2 separate regions of the Homo sapiens genome follow, and region 1 is linked to region 2. The links are chromatin loops, found by intact Hi-C in ENCODE. Cell type or tissue: ascending aorta. All regions are shown on one strand. Each heading gives the region's core, and the rest is flanking DNA. Links, peaks and the distances in the headings are about the cores only. Region 1 overlaps MINDY3 (MINDY lysine 48 deubiquitinase 3). Region 2 has its middle 5.8 kb from the start of ITGA8.

Region 1 (5,385 bases), core at 294-5,293, 62 kb after region 2:
AGGAGAATTGCTTGGACCAGGGAGGCGGAGGTTACAGTGAGCTGAGATCGTGCCACTGCACTCCAGCCTGGGTAAAGGAGCGAAACTCCATCTTAAATAAATAAATAGTTTACGGAATGATCACTATATTCATCTGTTAGGGACAAGGCAGTATGTGACTAATTGCCAAAAGGAGTGTTGAGTCACTATGCATTTTGTGGCTACAGGGGAAAGGGGACATCAGTGGTATGTAGGGCATGATCGGAAAAGATCTATGACACCGAGGGCGTCTGAGCTGCTATAGGATGGGAACAGATGGGAATAGGTGGGACTGTGACAGGTCTTCCTCTAAAGCAGCTGTTCTCTAACTTGGGCCTCCAGATCACTTGCAGGGCTTGTTAGACCACATTGCTGCACCCACCCTTAAAGTCTCTGCTTCAGGGAGAAACCTGAGAATTAGCATTTCTAACAAGCTCTTGGAGATCATACTGAGAACTCACTGCTCTAAAGGTAACCAAGAGCAGGATCACATGCTCGTGGGAGGCAAACAGCATGAACTATACAGACAATGAGACAAACCAGGCCCAGGTGGAGAGTGTCTTCAGAATAGCAGGCAACAAGTAAACAGTGAGAGAGGAACACAGAGGCAACAAACAGTACAACCAAATGGAAATGTCTGTTACAGGCGAAAGAGAAGGGACTAGAACCCTCTTTTTACCTAAAAAATTACTACAAGTAACTGTCTCACTTTACATTTCTCACTTTTCAAAATCTTCCCCAAATTAAATTAAAAACAGGAATATTCTTTTTATTATAACTAAGAATCAACATTTCTATCAAAAGTTCCGATAGCAGCCTTGAAATATAATTAAAATTAATACTGTCTCAAAGTTTAAGATGGTATAATGTATTATTAATCCAGATATCCAGTCAGAATGTGAACAAAGAGGATATCACACTGAAGGGTCTAATGTCGGACAATAAAATCTAATTTTTCATGAAGGCTTTAAGACCAAAGTTTTAAGAAGTCCAGTAGTCTACATTGTCTACATTGTGATATCCTCAGTTACTTTTTGAATCTTACCTCTTTCTTAACAATTTTATCTTGAGTTTAACAATCTTTTTTAACAATTACATTCTGAATTTTAGTAATTATATTTTGAAATTTTCCCTCTTGCTTTTAAATTTTTTCTATTTGTCAATATGTCTCTCTAATAATAGCGGTAAAATAGAAATTGGAATGTCTATTGCAACAATGAACTTCAGTGCAAACTATACTGATATCTGATAAAATGACCATGATATCTGTTATCTAGTTAAGTAATTTGATTTAGTGGTAAAATGCTTCACTTAGAGAACAAAGACAGAAAGATGGGTATTGGATATAGAACTGGCTTGCCAATGATGCAGATACAACTCAAAAACATTCAGGTTGGCCCAGATGCCTCTGCTATTCCAGGTAACTGAGCTCCTATCAAAGCCCAGTGGAAGACATGTCCCAATGGGAAACGGCCCAGACCCACTTAGGTTTTAATTCTCCAGGAGCTTAGCTTCACTAGCTAGGGGCTTCTACTACCCACAGCCACCTTGACCTCTTCTCACAGTATTTAACAGCTTCCTGAGAGAAGAAAAGTGGGGGTGGGAGTGGAGAAAGAGAATCTTTCTCTTTTTACTCCTCAAACTTCCGAACTGTTCTCTCCGTATCATTATGTGTATAGACTGGTGTCTGCGTCATCTTCTGCTGCCCTCCCCATCAAGGCACTGCGTTACCGTATTCGAACACACATTCCCTCTGTCTGGGAAGGTTTCCATGTAACGGTGTTTTCTCAGTCTCATATCTGCGCATTAGGACATTGTACAGAAAGAGAAAATGCTGCAAACAATCACAGGTAATCATCCCAACAGAATAACAATGAATATATTTCCTCAACTATGTTACCTGATCAGGAAAAAATTCTTGAAGAAATGGGCCCAATAATATGATTCCTAATCCTTCTGGATCTAATTTATTCTTCATGAGATTTATACTACGGGGAGAAAGAAGAAAAACAGTGGATACCAGAGGAAAAAAAAAAGCTGCTTTTCTTTCATGATTAAATTACTGGTACTACAACACATTCGGCTGCCAAAAACACTAAGAGCTGTTCTTTTTAGAACCTTAATGACAAATACACAGGAATGACATCTAATTTGCCAAACTTGGTTATTTTTAAACTAGAGTAATCTGTTACTATTTAAAATTTAAATTGTGATGACTTTGGAATATTGTTCCTTATTAGGTAAAGTAATTTAAAAACCAAGGTTTATAAACTCAAGCTTGTAACTTCCCAAAGGCAAATTCTCTTTGCTTCATAGGTATGCCTGAATTTAACAAATGAGGCATTTAACTAACAAAATGTTTTTCTTTTTCTCCTTGGGCTTAAAATACAGGGTCAAAAGGCAGTGGTACATCAGATAATAGAAAACATCTCTTAAAAAGCTTACTTTTAAAAACTAAATGAGATAGCAGCTTAAAATTCATAGACAATGTAATTTGAAGGTTAAAGAGCTACATTAATTCTCAAAGAGCTAATGCGTCATGAATGACAGTGACTGATATATACTGTATTGGTCCAGCAGCAGCCTAAAGTGCATACCAGCCCTTACAATGCAGGTGTACCAAGGCTGGTGACAGGTGGTGTTATGTGTGACTAGAAAGAAGGAAGAAGAAGGCAGAAGAAGGCAGACTGCAGTTTAATGGGTTTAAAAATGAAAATAGTCTTCAGAAAAGTTTTATTTTCCTTGCTATCTCAAACTATAAAGGCCAAGTTAAATCTACCTTACTACACAACATGCAAAGTGTTGTGTTTGGGGATTTCAGGTGGTTCTAGTCAACCACCTTCCTCAGGGGCAACTTCTCTCCTTTCAGTTTGCCTCTTCGGTCTGGGTCAGTTACCAGGTGTGCCTTTCACAAAAGGAGTTAAAGCTATTCTTGTGAGGGTAAGCTATGTTTTAAGGTTTATGAAAGCTGCATCTGCGCTGACATAGCCATCTCTCCCGGAAACACCTGGGTCAGGCTGCCTCACAGACCTCCTACCTGACGTCTAGTATTGGCCCTGTGAGATACTTTTGTGGGCCTGTGGCTATCATTCTTGTATAGTATACTGTACAAAGGATATGGCATTTTAATGAGTCTGAGTAAGGCCGGGAAGTTATGATGAAACAAATGAAGGCAGGGTCATTTGTGTTTAATTCATTTAATCCTTAGGATGGCCCAGTTATTTCATGGGCCATTCTGTATTACAGTTGTAAATAGGCCAAAGTAGAGTGAATACTTCAGTCCAATCTTTCAACTACTTCAAGAAAAACAACCTGATTGAATCAATTGTACTAACTTCATGATTCAAGGTACGTTTTCCATCTGATAAAACAAGGAAAATTAGGTAGATGATATATAGCTATGGAAGAATTTGGAAAAAAAAAAACTTTCTTCTTTCTCTTCCTTGTCTTAGGCTGGTCAGTAACAAAAATTACTTGAGTTAATTCTCTTTTGTAAATTAGAGCAGTGTAAACAACATGGTCTCTACTTGGAAATAAAGTTAGAAGAAGTATAGTAATTACTATCATACCATTTGTTGGACTAGTTCAACACTCTGAATTTCTCTTTAAATTGAAAACAATTATTCATTTATTAATATTTCTAACTATTGAGAATGGATGAAATCACAGCTCTGAGTAGTAAGCTTGAGACACATTAATTCAGATGTGGCTAGTTTATGTGTATTGCATACTTTCAAAGAAAGTATGACTGAACTCATCTAAAAACGGAACAAGACCAAATTCTAAAAACGGTGTCTACCAATGTTTCCTGTTGCTTTTGCTGAACTCTTTCATTATGTTTGATAAGCTCAAGTTTTTGCATTCTTAGAAAAACTTGCAGAAGGAAAAACTATGCTGAAAAAAGGAGTAAAGGTCCTATCTTAACTTTTATTCCCATATTTGATCAATACATGTATCCACTTAAGAAGAGTTATTTTTTCATGGATAATAACTAAAGATCTTAATCTACAGAGGAAGTTGTAGATGTAACAATGCATAAAACATAACAGTGAGAATGAAGACAATGACAGGATCCTAAGAAAATACTGAAAAACGATATGCCATAATATATTGCAGCCATCCCTAAAAGTTTCAGGTCAGTTAATTTAATCATTTAGAAATGTTAGATATCTTTGATCATCTTTATTTAAGAGGGAAAGTCAGAGGCCTGCTGGTTATTTAAGCAGGGCAACTAGCACCATCTACACAGAACCGTCATTACTTTACTGAAGATACTAATGTCACATAAAATTTTAAGACGTGGGGAAGTGTTTGCAGAGAAACTTTTTAAAGTTTATAGAAAGACACTTTTAGCATTTTTTAAAAAGCAGGACAGTAATTGCTGGGTGGGAAAGGAAACTCAATTTAAGTATGTCAAGTCTGCTATAATATTGGATTAGTTCGATTTCTTAATCTTTGCCTTACATAGATTGCTATGCTTCATATATGCAGATATAGATTTTTAAAAAGGCAAAAAATGTACAATATGTCTTAAACTTAATCGAATCTTTTTGAGTTGGCTAAATAACACTTCCTATTTAGCTTACTATTCAGGATCTGAAACAAGGTCCAATGCTTTCATCACATCTTCCAGAAGTGAATCGGGTATGAATCCATTATCTAGGGGGGAAAAAATCAGAAACAACTTGAAATAAGAATTTACTTCAAGAAATGCTATTAATGCTGATCAGGTTCCAGGAAAAAAAAATCGCATAAAAAATACAAAGAGTTAACATACTATTCCTTAAGTTTATTTTAGGCATAGTGCCTATTGCTATTAGAGACCCTCTTCTATTTGTTTTCTTGGAAACATCGGCAAATACTTAAAAATATTTTTTAACTTGAGAACTCCGACGAAAGCTTAAAGTCAAATTACTTGATCTTTAAACAGTGTTACAGCGTTAAGTGGGTAAAATATTTTTCTACTTAAAATCTTAGGTTTATCTTTCAATAAACAAAGTAAACCTTTACATTTGCATTTAACAATTCAATTAAAATAATTCTTTACCAACAAATTCCCTTTGTCACAATGTTATTTAGTTTCTTGAAGGAATGTCAGTGATCCACTGATACTTAGACAACTGACAGATTAACAGCAAAGGTATTCTAAAACAGACTTGGTGATTTAAATGAAAGCTGTAGGTTTAAAAAAAACAGCCCTGAAATGAAGAGTCAAACTAATGCTGATGATGACTACTTTATGGAAAATGGTCCAAACTCTGATGATGCAACAGACCATGACACACACAAAGTCCTTGTGGGGTAGTTTGAAATGAGAGTGGTTTTAAACAAAAGTTGTTTATTCCTTAAATGTACAGTGCCCAATTT
Region 2 (5,385 bases), core at 169-5,168:
AGGCTGGGCATGGTGGCTCATGCCTGTAATCCCAGCACTCTGGGAGGCAGAGGCTGGTGGATCATCTTGAGGCCAGGAGTTTGGGACCGGCCTGGCCAACATAGTGAAATCCCCTCTCTACTAAAAATACAAAAATTATCTGGGTGTGGTGGCACATGCCTATAATTCCAGCTACTCAGGAGGCTGAGACAGGAGAATTGCTTGAATCTGGAAGACGGAGGTTGCAGCGAGCCGAGATCATGCCAGTGCACTCGAGCCTGGGTGACAGAGTGAGACTCTGTCTCAAAACAACAACAACAAAAATAGAGTAGATAAGGGAAAAAAAATCTGTTTACTGACACATAATTAGGTATATTCTTATTTCTGTGTTCTAAAACATACTTGCTGTTGACTTACATAAGTCTATATTCTTAATATGGTCACTTTCTGCTTTACAGATGAGGACATTAAAGTTTGGGGAGGTAAAATAATATGCATGTTTACAGGGCAAGTAAGTCGTACTATTTTAACCCTATCAAATGCCAAAACCAGTTCCTCATGCTACTAGATCTATAAGGAATCAGGTTTTAAAGCCATGATAATAATGAGAAGCCACCTTTCTAGAGGTAGTAAGCTATTCTGGGCTGCCCTCTGGGCATGCCTATGATTAGTCCTTGAGAGATGGCATAAAGCTGCTGTGTACTTTTCCGAGAGGTCGTGGAAAAAGGTTTGGCTGCACCTTGGTGTTTTGGAGGGAACGCAAACTAACTCCAAGCTCTTTGACCTCCCTGGGAGGCCAAAAGCCTGGGAGAGTAGTAAACCTTCCAAGAAGCCAGGAAAAAAAAAATACCCAATTGCAATAATTGTAGAGAAGGGATAAGTCTGAATAGGTGTCTTGTACATTTCATCATTCTGACATACGGGAACCATGCCAATTGGTAAGATCTGGGGACTCGTCAAAAAAACACATGGACAGTGACAGGTCTCATGCTGAATGAGAAGTTTGACATTTTAAAGATCTACCAGCACTGATTTATTTGTCAGAAAAGCAAGTCTGCGAGTTGTTTATCATCCATGTGAGCATATGTGTATGCTTCGTACTGGGAAAGGTATACATAGTTCTTTCCCTAAAAAGAAAAGAAAAGAACCCAAAGGTCAAAGATGGAACAGATTTGGCCCAAACTTTCCAAAAATAAACAAGTAAAGAGTACCACAGGGGAAAAAAATGATGTCTGAGTTGTAGCCATGTACGAAGTACTTAAAAATAGAAATGCCAGACCATTTAACCAGTTAGTGCATACTTTTCAATCAAAAACATGTCTAACTTAATGACCAATTATTATTTCTGATTGTGTTTCAATCTATTTCTTTATGTGATATGATCATGCCTTAAAATCAAGAGGTGTGAAAGTGTCAATATAATTATTTCATTAATAGAACCACATTTCAAATATTTTAAACTATTTACAGAATAAGCCAGTGTGAATGCAATGTGTGCTCGGAGGCTCCATCAGCTTTAAAAATCAATGCACCAGGAATGGAAGGTAGCTTTTCAGTCTCTACTTAGAAAATGGATAATTGAGGTTATGTCAGATTTTTTTTCTGCCCAACTGAACTCAGCTTTCCTGCAATATTAGAAACAACTGATTAGTAGAAACTGGATGGTTAAACTTACTGAGGGGAAAAGACTTTTAAATGTGTCAGGTGTCTCTGCTGACATCAGCTTATGTCTGCAAATTTTCTATTCGGTCCCTGGAGGGTGAATTTCACCCATAGTAAAACCATTTTTTTTTCTTTTTGATGATTTTGTTTGTAATTCTCTTTTATGGTTTTCCTTCATGATTTTATTAGCCACTTTTAACTTAAAAGTGCTGTAGCACTGGCCCCTGTATTGGCGGGAGTTCAAGCACAGCCAACAGTTGGTTTAGCTGAAGGAAAATTCCCACTAGTCAAAACCAGACTCCAGTTTGATCTCTTTTTAGAACAAGCCTTGAAAAGCAGCTCTGCTTTAAACAAAAATAAAAGTAAAAGAATTCTTCCTCCAAAGGGAAGGTAACTGTGGAAAGCTATGTTCTTCCAAAGCATTGACATTTGAGGATAAATCTTCCTGAGATTCACAGCCCTTGTGGGTGGAGAGGGCTGAGTTTGTAATCAGGATCTTGAGTGATTTACATGTTTCCACAGGGTCAGTTCACTCCAGTATGCTGAAAGACCTACACATGTGTGTTGGGTTGGTGGGCTGGATCATTTAGTAACTATTGGCCAAAAGGACTACAGGAAACTTTTGAGAGGAGAAGGGAACTCATAGCATCTAAGCCGTAAATTAGGAGTCTGGCAATTGAGAATTCCAGTTCCCCAAGGGACTCATGTTGGAGTCCAGTGCAAAGGGTGGGGGGTGGGGAGAGGGCCTGCAGGAATGTTCAAGGTTTTTATTTTATGACAAAAAAACTGAGTCACCATAAAGTGCTAGGGTTCAGAGCAGCACCACCCTGGTCCTCGGCAAAAAGGGCAAGATGAGAAGTGGTGCATTCTTCCCACCCGTGCACGCCCCAGGACTTGAAAGTGTAGGCGTCTGTGAACACAGGGCTGCAGGCACCTTCATGGACCCCAGGTAACAGCAGCAATAGATGTGGTTCTGGACAATCAGGGAGGTATAGGCTTCTAAAGCAGCCAGACACCACTTTACTCAGCTCCTGGGGGAGGCTACAGGACTCAGATGACACACCCAATGCCTCCTACAAATAAGTGGGGAAGTCCTTCAGTTGCAGAAGCGGGTGAAGGCCGGAGCAACTGATGCATTGATAACAGTGTGTTTAAAACCCCAGGCTAAGTTGCTGTGCTTAGTTTGCCTTTAGGAGAACCACAGGGTGTCTAGGACTGCCCTCTAGTGTCTGTGATCTTATTCAAGTGTGTGGGATTTTCCAGGAATAATACAAACCTTCCTTGTGAAAAATGCTTTGGCCTTACAATTTTGATAATTCTTACAAATGGATTTTAAAAATATTTTTTATTAAAAAGTTTACAAACATTGATTTAATCTCTCCCACATTTATTAAGATTTTTATTTCCTTGTTATAGCTTTGCAAATCATTAGGTGAAAAAGAAAAAAAGAAACAGAAAGGAAGGGAGGGAGGGAGGGAGGAAAGGAAGGAAGCAAGGAATGAAAGAAGGAAAGAACAAAGGAACACTGGCAGGGAGAGAGGGAGGGAGGGAGGAAGGAAAGGAGGGAAAGAAGGAAGGGAGAAGGAAGGAAAGATGGAAGGAAGGAAGACAGGCAGGGAGACTCGGAGGGAGAAAGTGTCCCATGAAAATAAAAATAATATTTTCCCAACTAATGACAAAGTCCAAATTAGTTGTCACTGTGATCCATGCAAAGACTATGTCCTGCTCAACCTCACTTGGCTTCCTGATTTTGATTTACTTATTCATTGTTTTTATCCTTTTAACAAATATGGGCACCAATTTTGTCTCAGGCACCATGCAAGCTCTGGTGATGCAGTATTAAGCTAAAAAGATATAGTTCCTCCCTTCATGAGCATACAGTCTAGTGAGGTGTGCTAGGTGGTGAACAATCAAGCAAACTGAGCAGAATGTAATTAAATGGATAAATGCCAGATGGATAAATGCCAGGATTGAAACTAACGGGGTGTGGTGTGAGAGAATGATGGGGCTGGAGGTAAGACGGGGAAGGCTTTATGAGATATTTTTCATCAGAGAAGACTAAAGCCATGAGTTAAGCCAGAGAATAAAACAAACTGTTCATGGCATGACTTAAAAAATATATGCCTGTGATCGTAACACTCCTTACCCAGATCTGGAAGACAAGGAATTCTATGGCTTGTCTGGGGCCACTGATTTAGAGAAGTTCAATCTTAGCAGAATTCATCTGAGCACATCGGACCAAGTTGATATGGTTTCACTGTGTCCCCACCCAAATCTCATCTTGAATTGTAGCTCCCATAATTCCCATATGTTGTGGGAGGGACCCAGTGGGAGATAATTGAATCATGGGGGCAGTTTCCCTCATACTGTTCTCATGGTAGTGAATAAGTCTCATGAGATCTGATGGTTTTATAAGGGGTTTCCCCATTCACTTTGTCCTCATTCTCTCTTTCCTGCCGCCATGTAAGAAGTGCCTTTCACCTTCTGCCATGATTGTGAGGCTCCCTAGCCACGTGGCACTGTGAGTCCATTAAACCTCTTTTTGTTTATAAATTACCGAGTCTCAGGTATGTCTTCATCAGCAGCATGAAAAGAGACTAATACACAAGTTAAGACATTTACTGCCCCCATAAAATGCCACATGCCATCCATGGCATCTGCATTTTGTTCTCTATGTAACTTAGTAAAAAGGCCTCTTACTTATCATGTAACAGTCTCCATGATGGCATCTTCCTAAGTTATCCAAGACGATGGCCTTGACCATTTTAATTATCTCCGTGTAAGAATGCCTTAGCCTGTTTTTAGAGCTAGAAGTCTTCGAACAACTTGAAAGTTGGAAGTGAATTCCTGTCTTCTACTGAGCTTGCCTAAAACGTAACTCATTGACTTAAATTGATCTTCCTTGTTTTTATTGTGTTAATGTATTAAAAAGTGGGTTCTTTTCCCAAAGGCCTCTGGTCCCATGTACAAAAAAAATAGAAATATGACAAGTTAAATTAAAACCAGCAGATGAAAGTTAAAATATTCTCAAAAAGAAAAAAGACGCCAAGTAGCATTACTGGAAGGAGAAAAAAAATAAGCCAAATGGATTGAACTTAGCCCATTTTTCAATTTGCCTGTTGGACTTGCTCAAAGTAGATGTTAGAGTGACTTCCTACAAAATTCCTGAAAAACTATTTGCCACTACATATGATCACACCAAGTCAGCAAAATAATGGTAATTCCAGAGACAGAAGGGATCCAAATTGTAGTTCTTTTCAAAGGAAGGTCAGGATGGTCTATCTAGCTTTCAGTCACTGTCTGACCTTACTCATCTGCATCTCACTTGTGGGAGGTGAGAGATGAACTCTAAACATATGAGCCTTTCTCTCTTGAGCTCTAAATCCTGCCCAGTGTAGTTACGGTGTGATTCTGCTTGGAAACCAGTGCTGTTCATCCTCGGAGAGGCAGAAGAGCATGACCATTAAGAGCATGGATTCTAAAGCCAGATACTTACTTCCCTGGCCTGTTTTTGCCACCTACCTGTAGGACGCTGGGCACGTTACTTACCATCTCTATCCGTCAGTTTCCCCATTTGTAAAATACAGGTACAGGTTGCATTTTATAGGTACATTTCTGATCCAAAAATCGCAAATCTGAAATATTCAAAAATGCAAAACTTTTTGAGCACGAAACATGACATCATAAGTGGAAAATTCCATACCTGATCCCATGTGATGGATCACAGTCAAAACGCAGTTGCAT

What was found. Peaks named below come from ENCODE experiments on the same cell type or tissue, not always from the same donor. Only the 100,000 strongest peaks of a DNase experiment are listed, where the experiment ranks them.
Region 1: a loop joins it to region 2, with 3 times the contacts of the local background. A loop is called at or near these places in 4 of 110 quality-filtered maps.

Annotation. Positions count from the first base shown.
Region 1 is chr10:15,784,643-15,790,027 of GRCh38, forward strand. MINDY3 (MINDY lysine 48 deubiquitinase 3) reads right to left here. Exons shown (of 15, transcript NM_024948.4): 12 at 4,605-4,677; 13 at 1,919-2,006. All of the region lies in intron 1 of LOC124902383 (a long non-coding RNA gene), which reads left to right. Among named protein-coding and RNA genes, the nearest start is that of ITGA8, 67 kb to the left of the region's middle. In ascending aorta, for the core only: no CTCF peak of the experiment used is centred there; no DNase peak of the experiment used is centred there; H3K4me3 peaks cover 350 bases; H3K27ac peaks cover 5,000 bases.
Region 2 is chr10:15,723,054-15,728,438 of GRCh38, forward strand. No RefSeq gene overlaps it. Among named protein-coding and RNA genes, the nearest start is that of ITGA8, 5.8 kb to the left of the region's middle. In ascending aorta, for the core only: a CTCF peak has its summit at 2,876 (motif pointing left); a DNase peak (open chromatin) is centred at 2,802; H3K4me3 peaks cover 2,180 bases; H3K27ac peaks cover 4,149 bases.